Regions from separate parts of the Homo sapiens genome. Here region 2 is linked to region 1. A link is a loop called in an ENCODE intact Hi-C map of the cell type or tissue named here. Cell type or tissue: gastrocnemius medialis. All regions are shown on one strand. Links, peaks and the distances in the headings refer to the core of each region. The heading gives the core; the rest is flanking DNA. Region 1 has its middle 170 kb from the start of RDUR. Region 2 has its middle 230 kb from the start of ZPLD1.

Region 1 (5,381 bases), core at 284-5,283:
CTAAGAACTGGGGTGTCAAAGTCAATTGGGAAGCAGAAAGGGCCTTGTGTCAAGACCTGGGAAAGGTCCCAGTCACCAATCAGGCTATTAGGATGGGGTTGGATAGGGACCATACAACCAGGCTTGCATTTATGGGTGATTCCCACAGGCAGCTCACACTTAGTACTCTCTTCCCCGCCCTTATTTCCACTACCTTTATTCAGATTTCCTGATATCATTAACGCAAGTCTGTTTCTTCTGCTAAATTGTCAGTTCCAGGGAGGTCAAAGGCAATGTCTTCATCTTCACATGCCCTATTGTGCCCTGTGCCCCACACAGTACTTTGAACACAAAAAGCCCTTAAATTCTTAGAACACTAGAAGCAGAAAGGCCTTTGGAAAATACGTAATTTTTATCAAAATTTTAAAAACTTATTTAAAAGCAACAAATCCCTCTTCAAATGAAATATTATCTAGAACCTTCAATATATAAAACAGATAAAAGAGGAGATGCTCTGGTAGAAGCGGGAGCAGGGGAAGGGGGAAACAGACAAAGGTCAACTCAATAATTTCTCATCCTCATTCCTCTCACCAACCCCTGCAACACTTCAGGGAACACAATTTAGAAATGTCTGATGCCATGCAACCCCTTTATTTTCTAGATGGAGACATTCCTTAAAGGTGTTTTTACAGAGTTAACATATCCAAGGCAAGGCTGGTGAGCTGCAATGGTTCGGGTCATCGTGTTTCTCTTGCCTATTACCTGAAGTGCTTGCTTAAAAATGCGGATTCAGCCAAGACCTAGAACAGATTTGAATTGAATTAAGGCTGGTCCTAATGATTATGCAGGCCCTCAGGTGTACAGCAGGCCCTCAGTAAATTTTTAATGAATCAATAGGTTGAAATGTTGAATTGAATAGGAGTCTCTCATCAGACTTTCATAGACTTTCTCATATGCATCAAGCATGGAAAGTAAAAAGATAAATAAGATAAAATCCCTGCCACTGGAGAACTCACTGTCCAGTAAGAGAGAAGTAAACACATCATTTAGTACTTTATGATAGGTAATTAAACAGAAGTACTTCTGGGGTGCTGTTTGGGCCACAGAGGAGGGGTTTTTAACCCAATAGGACACATGCTTAGAATACAATGCCTGAGCCAAGTCTTAGAAAATAATTAGGAATTAACCGATCAATGAAAGGTAAGAAGGAACAGCGTAAGTAAAGGAAAACTTGAAAGTAATATATAACATGGTTTATCCCAGTTCCTAGCAGGAGACAAAGGTAATTTTAGGGAGCAAAGAGGAGTAGAGTAGTGTCGCCCATATGTGAGGTTCTTCCATCTTTGGAAGGCAGTGCATGACCAATACCCATACTTGCTCAGAGATCACCTCCAACCGTACAGGTAGCTGAGCCTAGTGGGGTGCTTGGGAAGTGGCAGTGGGAGAGCAGAGCCAGAAGCCAGTGAGCCCAGAAAGTCCACCCAGTCTTGAGCCTTGAAGCCAGAGCACCGGGGCCATAGCAGCCAGGAGAGACTGGCATGGAACAAAGCCTCTAAGGACTCCAAGTAAAAAGGAAAATCACAAAGGTGTTGATTAGTTCAATTCTTAGCGTGGTAGAAAACACAAACTTTCCTTGTATGTGCCATTTGGAAGGAGTCAGTTGATTCAGTCTATCTGAATGAGTAGGTCAAGGCAGGGGGAGAACATATGGTAGAGAACATAACCTGTGTAGACTCTGGAAACACATGCCTTCTTCCTTCCTAGAGTACGTATTTGGAGGAGACCCTCATTAGGAACTGGAAACAATATTCATTCTGTCTGGTCCTGCTCAGTTTATAGACTTTCCAGAATTAGTTAGGCAGCTTTCCTCTATCAGGATAAATGGATGAGGCAGGGAGAGCACTGAGGTAATGGGCACCTCGCCTATTTCAACAAGGGCCATCAATGGACATCTCTTTATTTACCAGATTCAGGACTAAGTAGTTAGCAGACGGCCTAAGGGCTATTCTGAAAGGCTTTTTAAAGATTGTTTGAGATTGATGAGGATCCACAGACCCCATGAAAAGTTAATCATTTAGTGTATTGTGTATCTACAAATGTACCTGACAATGTAGGGGCGGGGGATAGATTAATGATAAATAAATAAATGAGAAATGATTTCAAAAAGGAGAAAGTGCTCTGAAGAAAATAAAATATGGTAATGTTTTAGATAGGATGGGAGCAGTTACGTTTTAATAACAAACAATCCCAAAAATATCGTGTCTTAACAAAGTTGTGTTTTCTGTGTTTTGCTTTCTTACTCATGCATTTATACGCCACACATTGCCAGGGGATCTGGTCCATGTTGCTCTCATGCCTGGACAACACCAAGGGTAATGAGACTGCACCATCACATCACTTTTATGTCCTGTTGGTCAACACTTGTCCCAGAGTCCTACCCACCTGTAAGGGTGTCAAGAAAGTACACTTTTCCCATGTGTCCCAAAGGAGAGGAGAGCCACAGATGAGCACACAAGATGGAGGGGCAGGGGAGGCACAGCGGCTGACTAGGGTGGTCTAGCAATGGTGTTCCAAGGAGACAACATTTAAGCTGTGACCTGAAGGGTGAGAATAAATCCACTATGTGAAGGGCAGGAAGGGCACTTCAGGCAGAGGGAACAGCAAATGCAAAAGTTCCTTAGGTTAAAGCAAGTGTACAAGGAAATTAATGAAGGCCTGTTTGACAAGAGAGCTGTGAGGGAGGGGGAGAGTGGTAGTCAATGCAATCAGTGAAGCCAAATGATGAAGAACTTTGAGGTTCATGATAACAGACTTAGCTTTTATTCGACGTGTGCCCCAAACTCAAGTTCACTAATGTTTCCTCTTTTTAATGAAAGCAAAAAGCTATGCTTATATAACACTGAAAATAAAAATTCAGTTTTTGCTTTCCAGAATTTTCTGTTTCCCAGACTAAAATGAACCTTTATCTTTTTCATATTCACCTCAAGTTCACCTTTTTCTAAAACATTTGAAATACCGCAGAACATCGTGACAGGCTGTATAGTGTTTCCTGGAACTATTTACCTCAGTTCTGCGTTTTCTCAGGCCTCACGTCAAAGTCTTGATCGGCACCCAGATCTGTGCTCATAGCTGCTGACAGAACACACATTTTCTCAAAAGGCAAGAAAAAGGAAGCCACCATTCTGAGAAGAGAAAAAAAAAAAACTCTCCAGAGGAATATCTCTTCTCTATTAGAACCCAGTGTTTCTAGAATAGAGCCACATATAGAAAGCTTCTTACTCTTAAAGAAATTATCTAGATTGATTAATGTTCTAGTGTTTATTGAGTTTCCAGAGTAGCTGGAAGGTCAAGGGAGGTCTTGAGACCTTTATTTTTCATGCTGTTTATGTTTAACAAAAATTTCTTCAAATCCAAAATGTTGTCATCTGGTCTCTAACAAAAATAACAACTTAATAAAAACATTTGATAAAATCTCTGTGAACCTCAGGTTTTTCATCCATAAAATAGACATGACCAGTAATAGCAACAAAGCCAAACATTGAGATGACAGGGCTGCTGCTGAGTGGGCTCAGCCTCCTCACTTCGAGCCATGTTGACTGCCTCGTGGAGGCACCGTGAGCTTTCTCAGCGGTCTAGTGGAGAAGTGAACTCAGCCGAATGGCTTGCATGACACGAGGTGTTGCAGGCTGCTTCACAAAGGCCACTAACATGAATAGTGATCTGTCGGAAATTTGACCGAGCAGCTCACCTGATTAGAATGTATTGCAAAATAGCGACATTTTTGTTCAGACAACTCTGCTACAATATCCTTAATGTCTGCCCTGTAGTAAAGTATAATCATTAAATATGCAGACTTTGGAGTCAGTTAATCTGATATCCAGTCAGTTCACCCACTCACTAGCTGTCGATTAACCTCTCTACGCTTCATTTTCCCTTGTTTGAAAATGGAGATAGTAGGGTTTGTTTAATCAGGTTATTGGAAAGATTATGGCATATTTCCTGTAAACCTGTCAGCACAGTATGTGATCCATGGTAAGTCTCAGTAAACATTAACTTCATCATCATCATCATCAACCTTGAAAGGAGAAGAGTCACTACTTAAAAATCTACACATGACTTGGGAGTGTCGATTTTTCAGTTTCTAGCTATCAGGCTTAAATATTTAAGAATCATTCCAAAGAGTAAATTCAAATGGGGGAAGAAATGCTGAAACTTCCTCCTGACATTCAGTCTTCAGCATAAGGAATTTCTTCCTCATTTTTCAGTTTTTGTCCCTATTTGTTTGTCCATGTGTTTGTTTTTTCCTTTCCTAAGTTGAGATGGAGAATTTCTACTATGTCAGAAACCCTTTGTATCTGAAGTTTGTAACTGGACAACTCTAAGCCTTCTTTTCTGCTAATTCCAGCATTGCATAACACAACTGAAGTCAGATTCTACTTTCAAGATAATTCTTTTATTCTTTATAAAAATTAAATAATGTATGGTGAAAGTGTGTGTAAACAATAGGTTTCCATTAAAATGTCACCCATTATCATATTTATTGTTTCCTTAGATCCTTCAAATATCATAAAACATTGTCACCCACACTGTAAAGGTAACTGGGTTAACTAGTTTGACTAGTTAAAGGGAGGCCAATTGTGGGTTTTACTCTGTTCTTCCATCTCCAACATGAACTGCCTTTGGAACAGGTCATACAAACCAGAAGAGAAGCAATCAGCTATAGATGACAGCTAAAGAGCAGAGGTGCATAATTTACTCCAATGATGTCTTCCCCAAAACATAAATTCATAAAAATGCTTAAGATCACCATAGATAAATGTCAGTATGGCTCCTCTGGTTCAGTAGACAATAATCTCATAAGTAGCATATTCAGCTAAAATTAATTCTAAAAGTCCACAATTTATTCCAAAAGTATAAATCTGCTTTTACCTGAATTATTTATTCAAGTAGCACTTTTTTGCCAGAAAATAATGGTTTTTATGTAAAATCCAAAATCACTAGGGATTCTTCAAAATTTTGCATCTGATATAGGGTTTAACACTTAACATGTGGCATAAAGAGAAAAGGAAAGATGTAGAGGTTACCTGAGCTTGTATTACTGCTTCCATTTTTTCCTTCTTCAATTGCAACCACCTAACTTTAGGCCCTTCCCGTAACAAGAGGGGGTTAATAGGAAAGGTTCCTAAACAGACGTCATGCTTTATATGTAAAATGCCAAACACACAGCATACACTCTATACATGTTCATTTCTTCCCTCACACAACCCCAACTTCTGCATTCATTTGCTAGAATACTACTATATCGGTTTTCTCTTTTTACCTCCAAAAGAGCCAGTATAGCAAAAGATGTGTGTGTGTGTGTATAGTGAATATATTGAATATATATATTATATATATATAGT
Region 2 (5,381 bases), core at 311-5,310, 91 kb before region 1:
GTGAAATAGACCCCAGTCTCCCATAGTGCTCCCAGGCTTACTAGGAAGAGGAAATTCCCACCTAATAATTTTGGTCAGACCGGTTGCTCTCAAAACTCTGTCTCCTGATAAGATGTTATCAATGACAATGGTGCCCGAAACTTCATTAGCAATTTTAATTTCACCCCAGTCCTGTGTTCCTGTGATCTTGCCCTGCCTCCACTTGCCTTGTGATATTCTATTACCTTGTAAAGTACTTGATGTCTGTGACCACACCTATTCACCCACTCCCTCTCCTTTTGAAAATCCCTAATAAAAACTTGCTGGTTTTTGCAGCTTGTGGGGCATCGTGGAACCTACCGACATGTGATGTCTCCCCCTGATGCCCAGCTTTAAAATAAATCTCTTTTGTACTCTGTCCCTTTATTTCTCAAGCCGGCCAACACTTAGGGAAAATAGGAAAGAACCTACCTGAATATCGGGGCAGGTTCCCCGACACTATGAGCCTAACAAGCTCAGGAGACATAGCAGATTAAATCAAGAGAGAATATTAAAAATAGAGAAAGGATGTCTAAACAAGAAAGAGCCAAGGAGGTAGGACAGGTGAGAAGAGAAAGAGTGGGGGAAACAGAGTGAAGAATGAGGAGATCCACAATGAAGAAAGCTCATGGATGATAAGACCAGATCAGTCTGTTCTTCTGGGATGCTATTAAATAAAGTAAAATATAAATAAGATTATAGTTAAAAATTATTTGCATATTTTTCTTCTTCAACTTAAAGTTAAGGACAGGACACAGTGGTTCATGTCTGCAATCCCAGCACTTTGGGAGGTTGAGGCAGGAGAATTGCTTGAGGCCAGGAGTTTGAGACAAGCCTGGGAAATACAGTGAGATCCCATCTCTACAAAAAAATTCAAACATTAGCTAGGTGTGGTGATGCACGCCTTTAGTTATAGTTACTCAGTAGGCTGAGACAGGAGGATTGCATGAGCCCAAAGGTTCAGGCTGCAGTGAGCTATGATCATGCCACTGCACTCCAGCCTGAGCAACAGAGCAATACCTCTAAAAAATAAGAAATAAGTAATAAAATATAAGGTTAAAGAATTAAGACAACAAAGTCAAACAGATGACTAAAGATATGGTATAAACATAGAGCAGGCAATGTCAAATACAACTTTTGCTGGTAAACTGAAGAAATCAGCAATAGGGTATCAGAATTTGGGGATGAAGTTTACAGGGAATGAAAGAAAAATCCGCAAAAACATCCTGGCCAATCTAAGAAAAAAAATCTATGCCCTTCTGGCTTAGAATCAGGATCTGAAGATCCTTCACATGGGCAAAAATGTCTCCTGTCACTGAGCCATCACTCTGAATTGCGCAGTTTTTCCTCAGAAATTGTTTTGGCAAGATGGAAAAGAAATTGTGGGCTAAAAACCAGCCATGGAATGCTCAGAACTGAATTTATTCTGAGAATTTATTGCTTTTTGAAATGCATTTGTCTGGAAACATTTTGAAGCAAGCTGCCTGGAAACTGGGAGTTAAGCAGATGCTCCCCACCCACCCCGACATCCCTAATTGCCCAGGAAAGCCTATCCACCTCCTTCTGGGAATGAAGCAAACTTAAACATGTCTGAAATACACTAAAAGCCAAGACTTCACCACAGTGCGATATATGCATGTAACAAAATTGCACTTGTGGGAGAGGGGTGGAAAGCTCCAATGATCCTATGTCCTGTAAGGACACCAAGTTAACAACTATGTACACACACACACACACACACACACACACACACAAATCACCTTTATAAGAACCAAAAATCAGGTGAGCCCTCACAGCACCTAGTTTTAACTTCATATCCCTGAAAGAGACACTGAAGAGGGTAGGAAAGACTCCTGAGTCACAGATGCCACCCCTCCCCCATCTGCTAGCAACATCTGCATGGTGTGAAGAAAGAATCTGTGCATTTGGAAGAGTTTAAGCACAACAATCGTGAGACTTTGCATTGAACTCAATCGTGCCCTGTCACAGCAGAAAGCAAAACCAGGCTGAACTCAGCTGATGCCCACTCATGGAAGGAACATTTAAACCAGCCCTAGCCAGAAGGGAATTACCCATCCCAGCAATTAGAACTTGACTTCTGGCAAGCCTCACTACTTCGGGCTAAAGTACTCTGGGGCTCTAAATAAACTTGAAAGGCAGTCTAGGACACAAGTACTACAACTCCTAGGCAAGTTCTAGTGCTAAACTGGGCTCAGAGCCAGTGAATTTGGCGAGCACATGACCTAGTGAGACATCAGCTGGGCTGGCTAAAGTAGTGCTTGTGTGACTCCTTCCCCAACCCCAGGCTGCACAGTTCATGGCTCCAAAAAACACCCCTTCCTTTCACTTCAGGAGAGGGGAGAGAGTAAAGAGAACTTTGTCTTGCACCTTGGATACCAGCTCAGTCACAACAGGATAAAGAACCAGTCAGAGTCATGAGGCCTCCTTTCCAGACCCTAGTTCTCAGATGGCATTTCTAGACATACCCAGGGCCATAAAGGAACCAGCAGCATTAAACAAAAAGACCAAGTCCCAGCACAATCCATCACCTGCTAACTGAAGAGCCCCTGGGCCCTGAATAACCAGAAGTAATACCCAGATAGTACCTGATGGGCCTTGGGTAAGACTCTGAGACTCGCTGGCTTTAGGTGAGACTCCGCACATTCCCAGTTGTGGTGGTTACAGGAAGAGACTCCTGCTTGAGAAAAGCAGACAGAAAAGTAAAGGTTACTTTGTCTCATACCTTAAGTGCCAGCTTGGCCACAGGGGGTAGAGCACCAAATGGGCTCTTGGGGTCCACAATTCTAGGCTGTGGCTCTTGGATGGCATTTCTGGACCTGCTCTGGGCCACAGAGAAGGCCAATCCCTTGAAGGGTGAGTCCCAGGGAAAGCAGCATTCAGCACAAGCTGACTAAAGAGCCTTTGGGCCTCAAGGGAACATCAGCAGTAGCCTGGCAATACTCCTCATGGGTCTGTGGCGGCAGTGGCCATGGGGTGAGGATTCTCTGTTTGTAGAAAGAGGAAGGAGGAGTGGGAAGGACTGCATCTTGTGGTTTGAGTACCAGCTCTGCTACAGTACACTAGAACACCAAGTAGACTTCCATGGTTTTTAACTCCAGTCCCTGGCTCCCAGATGGCACCTCTGGACCTGACAAGGGGCATAGGGGAACTCTCTGCCCTGAAGGAAAGTACACAAGGCTGGATGGCTTCATCACCTGCTGATTATAGAGCCCTAGGACATTGAGCGAACATAGGCAGTAGCCAGGTAGTGGTTACAGTGGGCCTTGGGTGAGACCCAGTGCTGTGCTGGCTTCAGGTCTGATCCACTGCAATCCCAGTGGTGGAGGTCACAGGGATGCTTGTATCACCTCACCACCACCCACTCAAAGCAGCTCAGAACAGAGAGAGAGAGAGACTCTGTTCGTTTGGGAGAAAGTAAAAGAGAAAAACAGTCTCTGCCTGGTAATCCAGAGATCTCTTCCAGATCTTATCCAAGACTATCAAGGCAGCACATCTATGAGTCTGCAAAAATCACAGTGTTAGTGGGCACAGGCCCCCAATGCATATATGGCTGAAACCACAACACCCAAGTCCTTTCAAATACCTGCAAAGCCTTCCCAAGGAGGATGATTACAAACAAGTCCAGACTGCAAAGACTGTAATACATACATAATTTTTCAATGCCTAGTCACAGATGAATATCCACAAGCAACAAGACCATCCAGGAAAACATGGCCTCACCAAATGAGCTAAATAAGTCACCAGGCACCAACCCTGGAGAAACAAAAATATGTTACCCTTCAGGCAAAGAACTCAAAATAAGTTCTGAGGAAATTCAAGATCATACAGAGAAGAAATTTAGAATTCTATCAAATAAATTTAACAAAGAGATTGAAATAATTAAAAAGAATCAAGCAGAAATTTTGGAGTTGAAAAATGCAATTGACATACTGAAGAATGCATCAGAGTGTTTCAATGGCAGAATTGATCAAACAGAAAAAAGAATTAGTGAGCCTGAAGGCAGGCTATTTGAAAATACACAGAGTAGACAAAAGAAAAAAGAATTAAAAAAAAATAAAGCATGCCTACAGGGTCTAGAAAATAGCCTCAAAGGGACAAATCTAAGAGTTATTAAGAGGAGGTAGAGAAAGAGATAAGGGTAGAAAGTTTATCCAAAGGGATAATAACAGAGAGCTTCTCAAACATAGAGAAAGATATCAATCAAAGGAAAGTTATTAAGCACCAAGCAGATTTAACCCAAAGAAGACTACCTCAAGGCATTTAATAAACTCCCAAAGATCAAGGATAAAGAAGGGATCCTAAAAGCAGCAAGAGAAAAGATACAAATAACATACAATAGAGCTCCAGCACATCTGGCAGCAGACTTTTCAGTGGAAACCTTACAGGCCAGGAGAGAGTGGCATGATATATTTAAGATGTTGAAGGAAGATACTCTTACCCTAAAATAGTGTATCTGGCAAAAATATCCTTCAAAGATGAAGGAGAAATAAAGAATTTCCTACGCACAAAAAAAAGCTGAGAGATTACATCACTCAGACCTGTCTTGCAAGAAATGCAATCAGAAGGAAAAAGGTGTTAATAAGCAATAAGAAATTATTTGGAGATACAAATCTCACTGGTAATAGTATGCACACAGAAAAACAGAATATTACAAAATTGTAATTGGTGAGTAAACCCTTCATCTTAAATAGAAGGACTAAACAATGAACCAAGGAAAAATAGTAACTAAAACAACTTTTCAAGACATAGTACAATGCTACAATAAGATGCAAATGGAAACAACAAAAGGTTAAAAAGTACAGGGGTGAAGTTAAGGTGTAGAGTTTTTATTAACTTTCTTTGTGCTTCTTTATTAATTTGTTTATGCAAACAGTGTTAAGTTGTCACCAGCTTAAAATAATGAGTAACAAGATAGTGTCTGCAAGCCTCATGGTAATGTCAAATCAAAATATACAATGGATATTCAAAAAATAGAAAACAAGAAATTAAATAATACCAGCAGAGAAAATCTTCACTAAAAGGAACAGAGGAAAAAAAGGAAAGAAGGAAAAGAAGACCAGAAAACAAATAACAAAATGGAAGATGTAAGCACTTATTAATAATGACATTGAATTTCAATGGGCTAAGCTCTTCAGTCAAAAGACATAGAATGGTTGAATGGAATAAAAAACAAGATCCAATGATTTGTTACCTACAAGAAACACATTTTACCCATAAAGACACACACAGACTGAAAATAAAGGGATAGAAAAAATTTCAAGCCAATGGAAACAAAAAAGAGCAAGAGTAGCTATACTTAAACCACATAAAATAGATTTCAAGACAAAAGCTGTAAAAAAAAG

The links. Peaks named below come from ENCODE experiments on the same cell type or tissue, not always from the same donor. Only the 100,000 strongest peaks of a DNase experiment are listed, where the experiment ranks them.
Region 2: a loop joins it to region 1, with 2.3 times the contacts of the local background. A loop is called at or near these places in 3 of 110 quality-filtered maps.

What each region holds. Positions count from the first base shown.
Region 1 is chr3:102,112,137-102,117,517 of GRCh38, reverse strand. No RefSeq gene overlaps it. Among named protein-coding and RNA genes, the nearest start is that of RDUR, 170 kb to the right of the region's middle. In gastrocnemius medialis, for the core only: no CTCF peak of the experiment used is centred there; no DNase peak of the experiment used is centred there.
Region 2 is chr3:102,203,480-102,208,860 of GRCh38, reverse strand. No RefSeq gene overlaps it. Among named protein-coding and RNA genes, the nearest start is that of ZPLD1, 230 kb to the left of the region's middle. In gastrocnemius medialis, for the core only: no CTCF peak of the experiment used is centred there; DNase peaks (open chromatin) are centred at 1,902, 2,260 and 3,000; H3K27ac peaks cover 820 bases.